Regions from separate parts of the Mus musculus genome. Here region 1 is linked to region 2. The links are chromatin contacts, found by Hi-C or POLR2A ChIA-PET in ENCODE. All regions are on one chromosome and are shown on one strand. The core of a region is the stretch at or near the end of the contact, and the rest is flanking DNA. Distances in the headings are between cores, read along the strand shown.

Region 1 (3,109 bases), core at 286-2,785, 34 kb before region 2:
AATAAACGCATGCTCATCAATAAGCACAGAGAATCTGTGAATGAATTCTGTAGCCCGAACTATTTCTGCATTCACTGAGGTACTACCATAGAGGTGCCTAGCAGCAGCTATGTGTTCAAGCTATCTACGCAACAGAGGACAAAGGCTATCCCTCATATCTCCTCTAGGTCTCTAGGGAATGGTGGGTGTTTTAGGCCCTTACTGGGCAGAGGCCCAGTGGGAGTTACATTTAATACTACTTTCACCCCATTTAACCTAAAATATCAGCACCCAGCAGACAATTTCATACAACTGCTCCTGAGTTACTTCCTTGTTTTTTTGTACATTCTACTATGGTGTGGAAGTTACACTTCCAGCATGTTCTATGCACACTTTTAGGATATGTTCAGCCATTTTTAGGATGGCTGAATTAGACAGGACAACTCTGAGACCTCCCCTTCCATACCAAGGAAGTTCCTAGGACTAGGCTGGCTGTAACTGCTTCTAGGTCACACCCACTAGCAGCAACAGCTGTGGAATGCAAGCGGACCCTTTAGCTGGACTCCGGGCTAGGAAGCCCTCTCCATCCATGTTTATGCTAGGTGTGGCAGGGCCTGAAAGCAAGCAGCACTGGCTGGGCAGACTGCGGGCAGACTGCTACGGACGCTGAGAGAACTCAGGTGAGAGATGTGACATCTGTTCTCTCATGGATCCTGACACCCCCTCTTCTCCCTCTAGAAACAGACTATATCAGGCCACAGAGCAGGCACTCAGTAGCATGGCCAGATGCTCACTCGCTCGCTCACTCACTTATACACTCATTTACACACTCACTCACTCACACACACTCACTTACATAGTCACTCATACACACACTCACTAACATACTCACGCACTCACACTTACACACTCACTTAGAGACTCACACATTCACTCACTTACACACTCACAATTCACACACTCATTTGCTACATCGCTTGCTCACTCATTCACTTATACACTCACTCACTTAGTCAGTCAGTCACTCACACTCACTTACTCACTCACTCACTCACTCACACTCACTCACTCACACCTGGAGCCAAGATAAAGCTCCAGACTCGGCCTCCTGGCCAAAGCCAGCACAATTCCTTCCGCAGTTATCACCGAGAGCATCACAGCTACCTCTCCTTTCATGAGGCATCTTCATCAGTGCCACGTGTTCAGCGTGCTAGCCAGCACAACTGGCCCAGGGGCTCATGCTTTTGAATTATAGATACAAGTCACACTGATTTAGGCAAAACCAGACTTCATTGATTTAAGGTCACTTCATTCTCAGTCAAGTGTGACCTTTCACCACCCCCAACACCACTAAACACACAGCACTGTATAAGGTGTGGAGTTATGCACAGGCCCGTGGAGTCCAGGTGGTGCAATGGCCTGGACCGTTTCCCATCAGAGGCTTGCTGCAGCCTGACCTCACTCAGCCCCGAAGCCTCCATTTAGGGTGGTTGTGTTCTCACTGCAAGCAGAAACCTTGATTAACCAAGGATAGACAGGGTAGTCTTGGTGCATTTGCCAACCAGCAGTGTCTGGTTTGGCAGCAGAAAAGTGGTACGCACCCTGCAGATGGCTCAAAGTAGATCCAAGTCCAGTGGTGGGAGGGACTGGGGTCTGCTTTTGTTCCTGGAGGAATCTTATTTCCTCTGGGTCAACTCAAAAGTTTCCTTCCAACAAGTGCAGAGCACACACACACACACACACACACACACACAACTCTGTTGTCAGGCTCCTCATTGTCCTCTCTGAACCATATGCCCAGCATGGAAGCTGTCTGCGACATGTGCCCATAGCCCTGAGCAGGGAACCAAGTCTCCACTAGTTGAGAGGAGAGACTTTCTGGCCAGCAGCGCTAGTGAAAGTAAATCAGCTCCTAGAAAGGCGGCCAATCAGTGCTCACCGCGGCGCACATCAAAGGCAGAGTGCTTGGGAGGAGGAGCTGAGGCCACACCCTGCTCTTAGACCAGGAGAGGGTAATGGATAGGGGATGGACTTTATTTTTAAACCTCAGTGGGGAGAACACACAGTTCAGAGATGCCTAGAATTGCCAGCATCTGGCTGGAGAGAGGGGAGGGGTTTTCTGACGTTGGCCAGGTTCCCAATTATAAGTGTGGTCTGTGAGCACTGATAAAGCCTTGGGCCTGGCCATCTCTTCTCCTGCTACCTCCCCACTTCTTCAGCTCTTCCCAACCCACCTCTCACCTGGGAGAAGGCTTCAGTAAAGGCTACGGGCTATCCACATTCCCACACCTGCTGGGAGTGACTGGGGAGCGGGAGGGGAAGAGGCTGAGGCAGAGAATGGCTGAAGGAGGGTCAAGGCCGACCCTGTCTGAAAACAACAGCTACTGAAAAGCCTGTGAAGACTTCACTGAAGGGTCTCAGGACAGGGTGCACTGTGTCTTTTGGAGAGGACTTATCACCTTTGGTGATGGCACACTTTAGGCCTGTCTTGAAGCAGGCTGTCTCCTGAAGCAGATGGCCTCACTAGTCTTAAGGTTCACATCTTGACAGTCACAAGGCCAGGGGAAAGACAGCAGAAACCTGTCTCGTCCACTTGAGAGTTTGTCTCTGATCCCTCTTGTTCATAAACAGTGTTACAGATTCTGGGTTGGCCCATTCCACTGAGTCTATCTTGGCTGAGAGACTCCAACCAATTCCACACTGGTCATTTCAGGCTACAGAAGGCACCGGATGGAGCGAGCGGGAATGGAAACCTGTCCACACGCTCTGCCAGCTTGGGAAATGCCCCCTGTTCAGAATGAGCTAAATGCTGACAGGGTAAAGGGCTTACTTTAGAGAGATCCAGAAACGGTTCACGGAAGGAACTCGTGAGTCCAGCACACAGTGGATCTGGGAGGGCAGGATCTGATTGGGTGAGAAGATGCACCCTGAGAGACACACACACCTGCCCACCTGCATGTGTGGTCTACCTATTCCCACAGCCAATGTTCCTTACAGGTCACAGGTCACAAGCAAGCCCCAGAGTCAACTGCATAGGCCGAGCTATGAAGCAGAGGAGAAGGCTACAGGAGTGCTGCTGAGTGATGAAACTTTTCAGTAGAGACCTACTTGAGACAGCGCCTCCTGCTGT
Region 2 (3,038 bases), core at 149-2,648:
CTGTGGAGAGGTACGGGAAAGGCACAGGGGTCTGATCTCAGCAGTAGGAAGCTGCCCTTAGAACAGCAGAATGACAATAGTCGCACACTTGTGCCCTCCCAATACCGTTGTTGCCAGGAGGGACAGCAGTATTGCTATTAGGTATCAAACTGAAGCCCTGATGATCCAAGCAGCCTGATTTCAATCTTCAGGACCCACAGGATGGAAGGAGAGAACTGACCCCTTCACGTTGTTCTCTGACCTCCACATGCATAGGTGTATGCACACTTGCGCACGCACGCACACACACACACACACACACGCACACTCAAAGTACTACTATATGTTTTTAAGAGCATTACAAACATTTTTAAAAAGAGACTTAATTTGACACAAATCCTATTCTTGTCTCCATCTACTCCAAGAATAGGAAGTTAAGATTGCCTAATCCTCCTAGGAGGATGAACTCTAGTTGTCTGCACACATTCAATGTTTTCAAATCCAACTCTTCCAGATTGCGATGCTTACCAGCTTGGAGTAAAAGGAATGTGGAAATAACAAATGTTTGTGGGAAGAACAGAGTGGAGATTTCAGACTCTCATGAGAACCCTCTAGAACTAAGCCTATATTTCTGAGCTGGTTCTCTCAGAGGAACCTGGTCCCTCTGCAATACAAGCTGTGTGTCTATGTTTGTGACAGTATTTCCTATCTGCCCCAGGATGCTGAGAGGGTGGGGTTCTGGAACAGAACCCTGAGGAAATCGGGAGCAGGCCAAGAGGAGCAGAAAACACTTCACCTGTGAAGGTCTGCATGAACAAGGGCCTTCACTGATTTTCTTACTGTGAAGCCATAGCAGGGCAACATTTATAAGCAAAGATCAGAACCCAATTCTTGGACCGCTGTGTCTCAATAAGGCACGGTGGCACCCACTTGTGATTCCAGCACCAGCCTGGGCTCCAGTAGCAAGGAGCTCAGATCTGAGTAGGTATCCAAGCCCCTCCTGACATAGTTCCTACAAAACAGGCACTTGGGAACTCAGCAGAAGATGTCATCACGCTCCAGTGTGTCCCTGGATATATACTTTCTTGAAGCTTAACTTTGGATTCCAAGTGTGCTGTTTTACAATCCACTCTGCTAAAGTATCTGTTTCCTGAGAAGTGTTATGAAACAATCTTACATTTGCCTGCTTATCACCAGGGACCAGGACTGCGGGAACCTGTAATGATACCCATTGGCCAGAGACTAAGTTAGTAATCTTAATTTTGAGCTCTGCAGAGGTACTGTCCATCTAACAGGCCCAGAAGGGCTGGAATTTCTGAGGAAGCCTTGGCCTTGCTTCCGTCTAGATTCCCCTCCCTCTGCCCCTCCCATGAGCCAGTCATATTTTCTTAGGAATGTGGCCAAGAGCTTGGAACCCAGCCAGAGGTTCACAGTGCCTGCCGCCTGCACCGTCAACCAGAACAGTTGCCCAGTGTGCACCCTGAGAAGTCTGGGCTTCAGTAACTGCTGACAGCACCCAGCACTCTGTGCCAGACTACGGCAAGCCTCAGGTGAAGCCCAGCTACACACTCGAACCCTGAAACTTCCATTAACCAGGAGCATAGCTTGACTCAGAGCCTGACCCTGAGGAGGGGGCTGGGAGGGGGCCTACCAGAGTTGGAAAGCCCAGATACATGGTAGCAAGAACCTTATCCAGTGGTCTAGTATCTGCCCTGGCTTCAAGGGTTCCTGAACACACAGGTTCCTCAAGGGCTAGACCCAACAGAGGAGCCACTGTACCCAGACGGCCCTTTACCTAGTCCCTCTCAGCCCATCAAGCAGTACACATGGTCACTAATGAAGCCACTACACACTTCTGTTTTAAAACTGTTTTGACATAATTTATTGTGTAAAGCTACATCTAAGAATAAATATGTTTAGGTAAATAAATGCTAACACTTTTGTATCCATAGCAAAGTTTGAAACCTATGAGTGTGAGGATAGGGCTCTGGGCAGAATGCCATTAAAACAAGTGTGGTAAAATGTGTTTAAAGTGACTACCTGAGCCATGCGATGCTTAGATCCACCACAAACCCCATGCTGCATCATCACCAGCTACACAAGATCTTCACCATGCAAAGTGGACTGTCTGGTAACCACCAACTCCACCTCTCCCCTCAGCTAGCCCCTACCACTCGGCTTCATCATTCTCATTTTTACCAAGTTAAGATCCCATGAAAGTGAAGTCACATGGTGCTTGCTTCGCTGACTTCTTACTGCACTTGGCACAATGCCCTCAGGTTTTATCTACAGAGTAGCACTTCAGACAACACTTCTCTTTTTTAAAGGCTGACTAATACTCCACAATGGAGAGAAACAGCTTGTTTATCTATTCACCCCTGTACAGCATCTGAGGTGCCTCTACCTCTAGGTGATAATGAGTAGTGCTGCTATAGAGGGGAGGGAGGAGGAGAGATGGAGAGAAGGGAGGGGGTGAGGAAGGGAGTGGGTAGGGACTGGGAGGGTTCTCTTCAAGACCCTGCTTCCTGTATTGTGTGGTGAGTCTTGTGGTCTTAGACTTCACGTCCTGCCAATTTAAGGTTTTACTTTTTGCAAGATGTTCTCCAGCCGGGCGTGGGGGCTCACGCCTTTAATCCCAGCACTCAGGCAGAGGCAGGCGGATTTCTGAGTTCCAGGCCAGCCTGGTCTACAGAGTGAGTTCCAGGACAGCCAGAGTTATACAGAGAAACCCTGTCTCGAAAAAAAACAAAACAAAACAAAAAAACAAAAAAAAAACAAAAAAACCAACCAAACAAACAAACAAACAAACAAACAAAAAACAGAAAAAGAAAAAGAAAGAGAGAAAGAGAGAACGAAAGAACGAAAGAAAGAACGAAAGAAAGAAGTGAGCCATCCCTGGTTGGGGCGTGTTCTCACTGCGCTTTTGAATAGGTTTCCCTGGTGATTAACAGTTCTGTGCATATTCATGAGCTCACTGGCTGTTTTCACCTTTCTTTGAGAAGATGTCAATGTAAGTGTTTTGTCCATTTTTAAAGATTGAGCTGCTTTTGTAGGTCCCA

Evidence for each region. A loop is a pair of places that touch in the nucleus more often than their neighbours do. ChIA-PET counts read pairs that join two places held with the same protein, here RNA polymerase II (POLR2A).
Region 1: POLR2A ChIA-PET joins it to region 2 with 98 read pairs in embryonic stem cell. The contact joins two enhancer-like sites. A Hi-C loop is called at or near these places in 13 of 37 maps with a recorded cell type or tissue (CH12.LX, T-helper 1 cell, T-helper 17 cell and 6 more). POLR2A ChIA-PET finds 5 or more read pairs at or near these places in 4 of 5 experiments (Patski and embryonic stem cell).

Annotation. Positions count from the first base shown.
Region 1 is chr2:29,665,626-29,668,734 of GRCm38, reverse strand. All of the region lies in intron 1 of Rapgef1 (Rap guanine nucleotide exchange factor (GEF) 1), which reads right to left. Among named protein-coding and RNA genes, the nearest start is that of Rapgef1, 47 kb to the right of the region's middle. Within about 2 kb of position 1,535, at least 2 of the 3 ENCODE cell types and tissues checked have a DNase peak (open chromatin) inside an H3K27ac peak, as active enhancers do; they include gastrocnemius, where a contact is called at or near this core.
Region 2 is chr2:29,631,637-29,634,674 of GRCm38, reverse strand. The region is part of intron 1 of Rapgef1 (Rap guanine nucleotide exchange factor (GEF) 1); the gene reads right to left. Among named protein-coding and RNA genes, the nearest start is that of Rapgef1, 13 kb to the right of the region's middle. Within about 2 kb of position 1,398, at least 2 of the 3 ENCODE cell types and tissues checked have a DNase peak (open chromatin) inside an H3K27ac peak, as active enhancers do; they include gastrocnemius, where a contact is called at or near this core.